2 separate regions of the Homo sapiens genome follow, and region 1 is linked to region 2. Evidence: chromatin loops called from intact Hi-C (ENCODE). Cell type or tissue: heart right ventricle. All regions are shown on one strand. Links, peaks and the distances in the headings refer to the core of each region. The heading gives the core; the rest is flanking DNA.

What was found. A loop is a pair of places that touch in the nucleus more often than their neighbours do. Peaks named below come from ENCODE experiments on the same cell type or tissue, not always from the same donor. Only the 100,000 strongest peaks of a DNase experiment are listed, where the experiment ranks them.
Region 1: it touches region 2 in a loop (6-fold over the local background); 7 of 110 quality-filtered maps call a loop at or near these places.

The regions. Positions count from the first base shown.
Region 1 is chr1:100,871,852-100,876,023 of GRCh38, forward strand. EXTL2 (exostosin like glycosyltransferase 2) reads right to left here. Exons shown (of 5, transcript NM_001033025.3): 5 at 540-2,579. The coding sequence ends at 2,091. Among named protein-coding and RNA genes, the nearest start is that of EXTL2, 21 kb to the right of the region's middle. In heart right ventricle, for the core only: no CTCF peak of the experiment used is centred there; no DNase peak of the experiment used is centred there.
Region 2 is chr1:99,176,300-99,184,409 of GRCh38, forward strand. No RefSeq gene overlaps it. Among named protein-coding and RNA genes, the nearest start is that of PLPPR4, 84 kb to the right of the region's middle. RefSeq lists a silencer at 7,584-7,751. In heart right ventricle, for the core only: a CTCF peak has its summit at 4,152 (motif pointing right); a DNase peak (open chromatin) is centred at 4,172; H3K27ac peaks cover 1,430 bases.

The DNA of each region.
Region 1 (4,172 bases), core at 1,673-4,172, 1.7 Mb after region 2:
CAAGTTATCTCTTTTATTCCTTAAAACAAACTCCAGGCAGATATTATCCTTATTTTGCAGATAAGGAAACTGAGTAAAGAGAAAATGAGGTCTAGCAAGGATTTGAGCCCAAGTATTCTAATGGCAAAGTGTGCACAATTGACCCGCTACGTTGCATTGCTTCTCTTACAAAGTTTTAAGCCTGAGCATCTCTTCTCCAGATCATTTGAGGCAAGAATAAGAGGCGTTCAGGGAAAGACAGCTTTAATAGGAGTCTATCTACAATGCAAGAGTCTTTGTAATGTAGACTGAACTGCACTTTGGTTTCATATTATTTGCTCTATAATATCTGAAACCATGATATGATTAACTTATGTGATGCTTAAGACAAGTTTAAAGACACAAGATGGGAAATAAAATTTGGGAATATTTTTTCATGGGTAATGTGGCTAATGTCTCTACCTTATTCTCAGCAACATATTAGAGTATCATATCTAGAAATGTGTAAGAACACCAATCACAAAAACATGAGTCTGCTTAGTTAACACAGAACACATGGATGGCAAAAGTTTCTTTTATTTATCTGCTAGAGGAATCATAAGAGGCAAAAAAGTACTACCAATATTGGACAAAACAGATAACTGACATTATCGATTTTTAGTAAGATTCTTAGTTTCTTTGTTTTTGTTTTTTACAATCTGACTGCATTAAGACACATATACTCTTTAATGTAAAAAAAAAACCATCATATGCGGAACTAAATGCACAAAGACCTCATTATTGGAACATTAGCCATGATTATTTTAATATTCTCACAGCTTTGCAATTTTGAGAATATACTAGCATTATATAAGAAGGAAGAGGAGAAGGAGGAATAAGAGGGAAAGGAGGAGAAAGAGAAGTTGGTAAACAGAGGCCTAGTTAAGAATTCCTTGCCTTAGTGGTGAACAAGGACTAAACACAGACAATGGGTGAAACACAGACGCTAATTCACATAACAGAGAGTAGGCAACCTTAAGAATGAATTGATGCAGACTCCTATAGAATTCCTCTGTTATGACTGGGTTCTTATTTTCTCCTCCTTGTATGTAGTTGAAATTTCATCATTATGAATAGTTCCTTGGATCTTTTTTTAAAGTTGTGAATGCAAGTGTTTGGCTTTGTAATACAACTTTTTAGTATCCAGAAGATAACCAGTGCTCTACCAATAAAGATCTTTTGATACAAAGGGTTTTAACTTCTGCCAGTTCTTACTCATTTTTTTCAGGTTTTTTATACATTTCTTAAACAACACATACATTATGTAAAATATAAGAATTAATGTACATTCTCAAGGTCAGATTCAGTGACAAAATGCACTACCCGAATCTAGTAACACATTTACTCCTTGCTGCATATAAGTGGCGTGTAAGAAATACAGGGTATATTGTTTTGTGATCCATGCAGTAAATGTTCACAAATATCAAGCAAACAACTAGACGTTCTTCAGCTACTAAAATTAACTGTCCCAGTCACAAAAGACTTAACAAAAATAAAAGCATGGATGGTTACATCAAAACCATGCTGGACTGAGTTCGTCCTGGAAGAGCTGGTTGGCAGGGCCACAAGGAAAGCACTGGCAGCTGCAAATTTTCCTCTTCATATGTGACTGAGACTATTCTCTTCTTACATGGCTTTACCCCATACCACAGGCTTTTGCTAAAGAGGCATTTCAGGTTTCAAATTAAAACAACTGACCTTTAGTGAAAAAGCAGAGAAATGCCTCTCTTGAGTTTCTGATCCTAGAAACAGCTTGCTATAGGTCCTTAAGGCAAATGCCAGGAGTCAAAGAAACTGTAGAACAGTCTCAGGATGTAAACAATAAAATCACTGACCAAGGAGTTATATCCCTGGATGAAAACTCTTCATAAGAAGACCTAACTGGATAAGACCAACTTCTTGGCTTTCAAAAGTAATGTGAATTTTATATCCTAGAAGCACTGCACTTTTTTTTCTATTGTAGAGACTTCTGGAGTAGATAAAATTCATGATGTTGCTTAAAAAAATACATAGCATGGAGAAGCTACTCAAATGCCAAGCAGTTTTCAGGTTTGTTTTTGTTTGTTTTACTTTTATATTTTTCTTTTGTAGTTGGCATATGGAAAACCAAACTGGGAAATCATAATGTTGGAGTATCTTAAGGGCATGCTATCATAGATATTAACAAGCTTATTTATACAATAAGACCTCTGCAGAGCGTGCTCAGCTCGATGCCACATTCCAGAATAGCCACTGTTGGTTTCTTTTTCCAAATTGTCCATGTTTACAGGCTTCACAAATATCCCTGAAGTCTTGCCAATATGCTTGGCAATGATAAAATTCATGGCAATATCATCACAGTTTTGAGTATCATCTATCAAAGCATGGACAGCTGCAGGTTGCCTCTGAAATAATTCAAGATATTTGCTATTGAAGAATGAGGCTCCAATCAGCACCATAGAGTACTGGTCACCATTTCCAGACCCTGGTGCTTGCATTTCAAAACTTCCATAACTGTAGATACCTGATGAAGTAGAGACGTGCTTTCTAGGAACAAATCCTACAATTTGATCAGGAAATTGCTGAAAAGAGGGAAAAAGAACAATAAAATGTCACATATTTTTAGAGAAGACATAGTGAAAAAGGCAATGATTTATTACAGAGAGAATGAAACTGATTTGTCAACTCTTCCTTATTCCTGGTTTCTACATTTCAGTTTTATCTAGCTCCAGGTAACTTCATAAATCTGTGTTCTGATATGTTTACAGGTCAAATGGCATCACAACCCAAACATCTCTGAAAACAAATATTCTACCCTTACAAATGTTCTCCTAATTCAAACATTATCTGACATTAACAAATTCCAGTCACCAAAGAGTCCAATCCTTCAAAATGTGCTGCGAGAAAAGTTGACTGCCTGAATGCTATTTGTTGTAGGAAATAAGAGATAATGGGATCGTTTTGAAAATTTGTTCTAATCTCTTAGGAGTATATAAAATTATGGACCTACATGTGTGATTGTCTCTTTTTCATGTTGATTTCGATGTTCATAAAAATTACTGTTGATTTTAAACAATGTTATATTTATCCCATTTCAGCTTGGGTGTTTCTTTTTTTAAAAAATGAGATAATATAAATAAATGTTTATACTTATCTATATAACATAAATGTTTATATTATGTATATGTGAGAGAGATGCATCAGAATCTTTGATGAAAGGATAGATGGTAGATGAGCATGACTAAAAATAAAACAACAATCAGCAAACAAAAGAAAAACACTGAAGCATGGGAAAGAGGTAAGAATTTATAGGGTTGAAAGTTTCATTCACTCATAAATAATTTGAGTTTCATTCATTTATTGAACAGATGCAGAACTAGGGACACACACACACACACACACACACACACACGAGGCTGAGTTAAATGCTATTTCAAAGCACTTATAGTCTAGAGAGGGTAGAGGGGTATAATATGGATATGCAAACAAGGAAATACAATACTGTGAGAAAGTTGTTTTAAGTGCAGCTGGGTAAATTCAATGGGCACATTGAGGGTAGAATGACAACTGTGTTGCTGGGAGGCAAAGGGGAAGGTCAGGGGATGGGGGATAAAGGCTGGGAGGTTTCAGAGAAGATGCGCTATTTATACAATCTAGGAGAATGAAAGAAATTTCACAATTGGCTAGAGAGGGAAAAGGGAAAACACTAAAAGTGGAGGTAATGGGCAAATACAAAGACACAGATGAATGTCTACTCGAATCTTGCTTGCTTATACACAAACCTCAGATCATTATGCTATGCAGGGTTTGGGTTGGACTGAATTTAAGTTGGTCAATGGACTGAAATTGTTTTTGATATTTTTAAAAATAAAACCTGAAATCATATTTATATATCTTTAATTTATAGTTTACTCAGATGGTTCCAATTAACCACAGTCCCCATATTCTGCCTCCATTTTTACATTTTGGGCAAATGGATTTTTAAGCATCAATAGAAATCTCACAGTTGAATTATCACATTAGAACTTTTTGTCCAAGAAGCTTTCATGTATTTCATTTCATTCCAAGGACTGGAAAAAAAAATTGTTGATATGGAAAAATTTCGTTGGTCAGCACACTAGGCATGAAATTAAAAACTGAAGTTTTAAAAATGCTGATATCTGCTGAGTATTGTG
Region 2 (8,110 bases), core at 3,072-5,571:
GCAAATGAAATATTTCAGAGAACCTCAAAATGTGAAACATTAAAAAATTTCTCTGCAACATGCTGAAAACCCAAGTTATACCTGCTCAGACACTTCTCACATCTTTCCCCAAAACTTGGAAGCACCCGAGATGCTTCCTGGTCTCTAAGGCATTAAGGAAGCCATTGACAAATAGCTGGGAAACCACTAAGTCAGACAGGTGTGGGTTCCAGTCTCAGCTTTGCATTTACTTTTTCTAGGAACTTGAGAAACTTAACTACCCTGATTGATGGTGTCTTTTTATTGTAAAGATAATAAGAGATAATGGCCATAAAACATTAGTACATTACCTGAATAACAGTATAGATGCTCAGTAAATATCTTTGTTGGAAGAAAATTAGAAGTTAACATTGAGCTCTTCCTAATAAATTAAATTGATGAGGTTTGAAAATTACTTAAATAGTAAGCTTGTATTTAAAAGATCCTTTGACCACATAAAATTTCATTTGGAAAGAACTGCAGGTTTTTCATATCATCTCTATTTTTAGAGTGGAGATGAGAAGAAAAAAAAACACAAGAAAAAAGCACATGGCTAGGACCACTCATTATGATTCAGAAACATGAGTTAGAAAGTGCAGCTGTCTCCCTGCTTTCAGAGCAGATAGCGGCATCATTTTATAAATGAAAGTAGAGATAAAGTCACTGTGATACACATTTCTGCAATAACAAACCAGGGAACATTAGAGACAAATAAATACTCATTGCCAGGGGAATATTTTCTCCTGGGTAAAAGGCATGCATTAATTCTCACAATAGAGTCATCTAATAAATGATTCATCTAGACACTAATATTTAATCAGTTCTTATCTTCAATTGCTCTAAGAACCTTTTAAACACTATAGCATATTTAAACATATTCAGGGTTATTACTTATTCAAGTTTAATTCCTTAGTCAAACTTGTTTTAAAATGAATAAATGACACAAAAGAAAAGAATACTATCGCTTCATACTAAATGCTAATGTTGTAATTATTTTCTTTAGATAAGTAGATTTTTACCTGTAATGTTTTAACTTAGAATTTTTCTGACAATTTTAAAAGTTAATAGGAACTATTTGTTAAGCCATGCAGTTTGCTCTGCGGTTACTTACAAAATGGATTTCAATTTTTCTGTGGAATTGCTTTTTAATTTTTTACAGCACTGCAATGTTTTACCTACTTAATTTCATAATGTGAGTCATCAATAATATATTTCCTACATTCAGTGAAACCAAGTGTGATGCCAGATTGAAAAAATAATGAATTTTCTTTACATTTAGGATTTCTTTTCACATATATGACAATCCTTAGATAAATAAAAATGCTGTCCTGGATTATTATACTTTTCCACAAGAGGGCTCTTGAAAGTCAAAAATATTGCCCATGATTAGTAATCTGCTTACATCTATTGGTAAAAACCAGAGAAACAAGATTTTGAAATATTTCCTGGATAATTAAATTTTTAAAAAATACTTTAAATTAAAGAGTTAACTAATAGTAATCAAAGCCAAAATCGATGGAATGCTTCCTGTGTGCAGGCCATGTGGTTAGTGCTGGATATGTAGCCATTATTATTATTCATTGCACTATAGAGAGTCAGTTACGGTTCAGCATGAAACTTTGGAGATAAGATTGCCTGAGTTTGAATCCCAGCTCTGCCATTTGAATTATTTCTTTGACTTTGGGCAAGATACTTGGTATTTAACTTTATCAGTCCTTGGTTCCTTTTCTGTAAAATGCGGTTGTTGTAAGGATTAAGGGAATTAAGATACATAAAGCAATTAGAAGAGTGTCGGGCACCTAGTAAGTGCTTTGTAAGTTTTAGCTACTACTATCATCACAGAGGACAAAACTGAGGCACATAGAGATTAAAAGATATGCCCTAAATCGTGCGCCCAGTGTCTGGAAAGATACAAGGTTTTGCCCCACCAGTGTGCTAGAACATGTATTAGCCAATATGCCTCTAATATAAGAGAAGATTGGCAACACCATCTGCTTATTCCTACCCCCACTGACAGCACTGGGGGACCCATCCCTGCTTAACCACACTGCCCACCTGTCCACGGTCCTGGATTATCCATACCTCTCAGGGTTATCTCTCATCGTAATAATCATTGATTTATGTATTGAACTCCGTCACGAGTCTACTTGAGTTCCAGGACGATATCTTATTTATTTTTGCTTTCCTAGCACATTTTGGTTAGCAAGAATTAACAAGGATGATTTAAAAAAAATAAGGGTGTGCTAATATTTCCAACTGTCCTATAAAACGATTTTTGTTAAACCCATTTAACAGATGAAGAAATCGAAATTCTAAGATCAAGATCTCACGGTTTGAAATAGCCATACTATTGGAAACCAGATCTGAATCTGAAGCCTGTGTTTTCTTCACTATAATGACCCACACATGTGCTCAGGGTTGTTTGTGCATTTACTGACTGAAGACAGACTGTGAAAATTCCACCAAGAGACATAACGGAGTGTTTTCAATGTATATATAGGCTAAGGGGAGATTATTTTTGCAATAACTCAAGTATTCAAATGAGGATTTTTCCCTTCAAATAGTTTTGGTCTGTGTTTTTTTTTAAATAAGGTTAAATTTTTTTCAGATTGATTTTATAACTTCTCTTTTATAATTATTTTTGTGGAAAAATTTAAAAATGTTATGAACACTAAGAATAACAATATTATACAATGAAAGTGTATAATAAGGAGAATTTCCTGGTCAGGGACTGGGTTAAAACTTCCTTCAAAGGGAGATATCTGAACTGAGAACCAGAGGATGAGTCCGTGTTAACCAGGTGAAAAAGGGAAGGAAAGAATGTTATTCCAGGCAGACGAAACCATTTGCAAAGGCCCTGTAGCAGGGGACACCATCCTAATGAGGAGGAATAAAAAGAATAAAGGTAACGGGAAGCAGAATGGTTCAGGAGGGGCTGAAAAGTAAAAGGCAGACAATTCATTAATTTTGTAAATATTTATGGGAAGCCTACCACACCCCTGCTAGTAATGTAGGTACAGAGGAATAAAAAAGTAATAAAGCATTTTTCTCTCAAGGAAATTCTTAATCTGGCAAAAGATGGCTAAACGCACACACACGCTTACCTCTAGATATAATGCAATGGAAGCGGTATTGTAATAGCAGTAAGAACAAAAGGCTGTGGGAGCACAATAGAAGGAGAAATTAATTGTGATTAAGGAAATATCAAAAGAAGGAATTGGCCAATATTTTATTGGGTAATTGACATGTTAGCTGATCCTTAAAGGTATTCCAAGCAACAGCATGAAGAGAAGCACCAGGTGTAAATAGTGGCCAGAAGTCTATTAAATAATAATTTGTTTGATGGATCTGTTTATTTTAAATCTCAGAGGAGGTTCTATTCTCTGCAGAAAGTAGAATTAAACTAGAAAGCAGTAACAAAAAGATAAACAGAAAAAAACCTTAATAATTGCTATCATGTATATAGGTGTTAAAACACGGTTGCGAAAACAAGTAATCACAATGAAAATTAGAAAATGTTTGGAAATAAATGTTTGGAAATAAATGATAACATGGTTGACATATCAAAATACATAACTAAAGTTATGCTTAGGTAAAATGTGCAGGCTTATGTGCATATGTTAGAAAAGAATATTGAATATCAACACTCTACATATCTATCTGAAGAAGCAATGAGAAAAGCAAATTAATCCAACGAAAGTTGAAGAAAAAGATGACACAGGCAGAAGCCCAATGAAGAGAAAACAAACATAAAATTAATAAAGAAGACCAAAAGTTGGTCCTTCAAAAATAAAACACAATTTATAAACCCCAAGGTCAAGAAAAAAAGAGAAGTCAAAAAAGTCAGAAATAAAAGCCAGGATATTACTTTAGATTTTATAATTGTTAAAATATAATAGAAAGATATAAACAATGTTATGTCCGTAATTTCAATATTTAAATGAAATAAGCAAATACCATTAAAATATTATTTTTTAAATAACGAAATAAGGATGGGAAATCGGAATTGTTCTATATCTTAAGGAAAAAAAGAAATGAAGAATCTCTTTATAGAGGTAGTTATACTCTTCTTTCTGCTTCCTACTAGCCAAAAGGTAACAATGTTTACTATCTCTCAGCATTTCTCAATTGCCGCCACTAGGTGGCAAACGTTTCCAAACTATTGCAGGAGCCTGCAGTGACTATCAGAGTTTGTTGGACACCATTTTGTGTGCTCCCCAACAATCACAAATAGAATATTCTAAAATGGTCTCATTATTGTCATTATAAGCACTCTCACTGTTTTCATGAAACAAAAGATAGCAGCAGGAACAAAACTGCACTGAAAAAAATCTAAACACAGGTTTTATTGCAAGAAATTGAAAACCTACTCTAACAATAGAACCTTCCACTTCAGGCTCAGAACAAGGCCAGCGAAGTGGAGCAGGCCTATCACAGATTCCCATCTCCATGACAACCTTTTCAGTTCCATGCACAATTAAAGCTACAGTATCAGTTTTTTTCAGGAAAAAAAAAATCTGAGTCCTGGCTAGTATTCATTTTTTATAATAGATTTGAGAAATTAAATTGATTCTAATTAGTGCAGCTGACTTAGTGGGTAATAATAATTCATTATACAAGCAGCCCTAACTCTCTTCTCCAAAAGCAAATGAAAATATATATTTTGTATGGTTTAATGTACTATCATTATCACTATCCTTTTTAGCTTTCTTTGACAACAGCTCTTTTGTGCCAGGCATTCTCGAAAATCCTGGCTTAATTCCCCTTCAGGCTATACTTGTGGATAAAAAAAAAATCTGTTCATTTCATTAGCAATTAGATTTCAGCCAGATGGTCTGGAAAGTGTTGGGACTCCCTCAGAATCCTGGAATAACCTTTTCTCCAGATACATGCTTCCTTTCGTCTTCTGAAGACATTTCTGGAGTTTTTAGTTGTTACTGAAAAAATGGGTAGAGCTCAGATTTCTGCTGCCCTGAAAGAGATTGTTCAGAAATTTTGAAGAGTTAAAATATATATATTCAAAGTGTTAAAAAAATGCAACTTGTAAAGAAAATTTAGTGGATCAAGAGTTTAGCGTATGGAGAACAAATGATTGGTGGAGGAATTTATGACAATAACATTTTCAAGTACCATATATGAAGATATTTAAAAATAGAGTGACCAGCTATATTTTTCCTTTTTAAAAAATTAATAAAGATATAAAAATGGGATGTGAGTTTTCATGTTATTTCATATAAGCAATAACATGAAAGACTAGTTGAGTTTAAGACATTTCTGAGATTCCTAAGAATGGAATCAAGGTGGTAAAACATTACCAAGAGTTATCATAGAATACTATGCCATGAAAATCATAAACATGTATTTTTTTTCTTCTTCCTAGAAATGTGCAAGTATAACTTTTCCTGAAATCAGACGACTGAGGCAGGTGACTCTTCATGAACCCTTTCATTACTAGCATCTTGTGATTTTTATAGGCATGAAATGTAGATACTATGGCACTGTTGCTTCATTCATTTTAACCATCTCTAACACCCTATGATGATGACCGGGAGAAATAAAGCAGCCAGTTTGCAATCCAGCTTACTTGTGGATAGATGTTGTCATTGCTTGAAGAAAGTATGATTACTACTACCTTTTTGCGTGGTCAAATTGAGACAAAGAAAAGTTAAGTGTCTTCCCCAGCACTAAGTCCAAGAGAGATGACATATGTTTTATGTCTGTCCAGCATGCCTTTGGTCAACCTCATTTACTTCATTCTTGCCTGGAAATGAATGGGGCTGGCTCAACAGTGGACATAAAACGGATGCCTAGACAAAGAGAAAGCTCTATCTCCTTGCCAAATGTTACATTGAGGAATGGGCATGGGTCATAGCTTTGCCAAAGAAAATTGTTTCCTCCCAGAGAACTCTGAAGCTATTGAGAAAGACATAATTTCTTTTTTTCTTTTTCTTTTCTTTTCTTTCTTTCTTTCTTTTTTTTTTTTTTTTTTTTTTTTTTTTTTTTTACTGAATCTTGCTCTATTGCCTGGCCTGGAGTGCAATGGTGCAATCTCGGCTCACTGCAACCTCTGCCTCCCGGGTTCAAGTGATTCTCCTGCCTCAGCCCAGCCTCCCGAGTAGCTGGGACTACAGAAGCGTGCCACCACGCCCGGCTGATTTTTTATTTATTTTTTATTTTTTATTTTTAGGAGAGACGAGGTTTCACCATGTTGGCCAGGTTGGTCTCAAACACCTGACCTCAGGTGATCCACCCGCCTCAGCCTCCCAAAGTGCTGGGATTACAGGCATGAGCCACCACACCTGGCCAGAGATAATTTCTTTTTGCTTGTAGGGCAAACATAAACCTGAAGTTATTGTCATCTTATAGGGAGAGCTTTTCAAAATGAAGCCAACACAGGTAAAGGGAAGAAAATATAGCTTACACAAACAATGTTTAACATATAGATTTAACACATGGAGACATAGAGGCCTGGTTAGATTTTTAACTGTAAGGTCGAGCAAGAGAAAATACCTCTAATGTTATTGTATAAGCTCCTTATAGCTAGAACCTGACAAACTCATCCAGATCTTTGTAAGTTGTAAGCATGGGATTTAAAAAATGTTAATTTTGCTTTTTAAATTATCATATAGTCACAGACTTTCTTGTACAGGTCTTTGAATTTTGATACTTTTATAGATTCAAATAACTACCACCATTATCAGGATATGAAAAGAGTTCCTTCTATCACCTCAGACTCCCTGGTGTCATTTCTTTATAATCACAGCACTCCATTCCCCTAATCTTTGGCAACCACTGATCTCCTGTCCATTTCTTTTATCTTTCTGGGAATTTCATATAAATGGAATCATGTGATATGCAACCTTTTGAGACTAACTTCTTTTTCCCATTATAATGCACTTGAAATTAATTCAAATTCTGATCTGAATCAATAGTTTGTTCTTTTTTATTGCTGAGTAGTGTTTCATTGTACTGAGGTATCATAGTTTCTTCCTCCATTACTCACTGAAGGACTTTTGCACTGTCTCCAGTTTTGGGAATATATTATGAAGAGAGCTACTATATTAACATCTGCGTGGAGGTTTTTGTTTGAACGAAAGCTTTCTTTTCCCAAAAAATCAGAGTTGCTGAGTCATAACTACATGTTTAACTTGATGAGAAACTGTCAAACCATTTTATGTAATAGCTGTACCATTTTTCACTACCACCAGCAATGTATGAGAGTTTTAGTTGCTCTACATCCTCGTCAGCACTTGGTGTTGTCAGTATTTTTTATTTTCTGCATTCTAATAAGTGTGCAGTGGTATTTCATTAATGCTTAACTTTGCATTTCACTTATGGCTAATGATGTTGAACATTTTTAATATGCTGCTTTGCCATCCTTATAACCTTCTTGGTAAGTGTCCAAGCTTTTGCCCATTTTAAAAATTGATTTCTATGTTTCCTTACTGTTGCATATTGAGTTTTTTGGGTTTTTTGGTTTTGTTTTGTTTTGTTTTTGATGGAGTTTCACTCTGTTGCCCAGGCTGGAGTGCAGCGGCACAATCTCAGCTCACTGCAACCTCCGCCGCCCAGGTTCAAGCGATTCTCCTGCCTCATCTCCCAAGTAGCTGAGATTACAGATGCCCACCACCATACCTGGCTAATTGTTTTATATTTTTAGTAGACATGGGGTTTCTCCATGTTGGCCCGGCTGGTTTTGAACTCCTGACCTCAAGTGATCTGCCCACCTCAACCTCCCAAAGGGCTAGGATTACAGGCATGAGCCACTGCATCTGGCCTGAGTTTTATATATATTTTGGATGAGAAATTTATAAAGGAAAGAGGTTTAATTGATTCACAGTTCCACATGGTTGGGGAGGCCTCACAATTATGGCAAAGGAGAATGAGCAAAGTCACATCTTACATGGTGATAAGCAAGAGAGCATGTGCAGGGGAACTCCCCTTTATAAAACTATCAGATCTCATGAGATTTATTCACTATCATGAGAACAGCATGGGAAAAACCTGTCCCCATGATTCCATTATCTCCCACTGGGTCCCTCCCATGGCACATGGAAATTATGGGAGCTACAATTTAAGATGAGATTTGGGT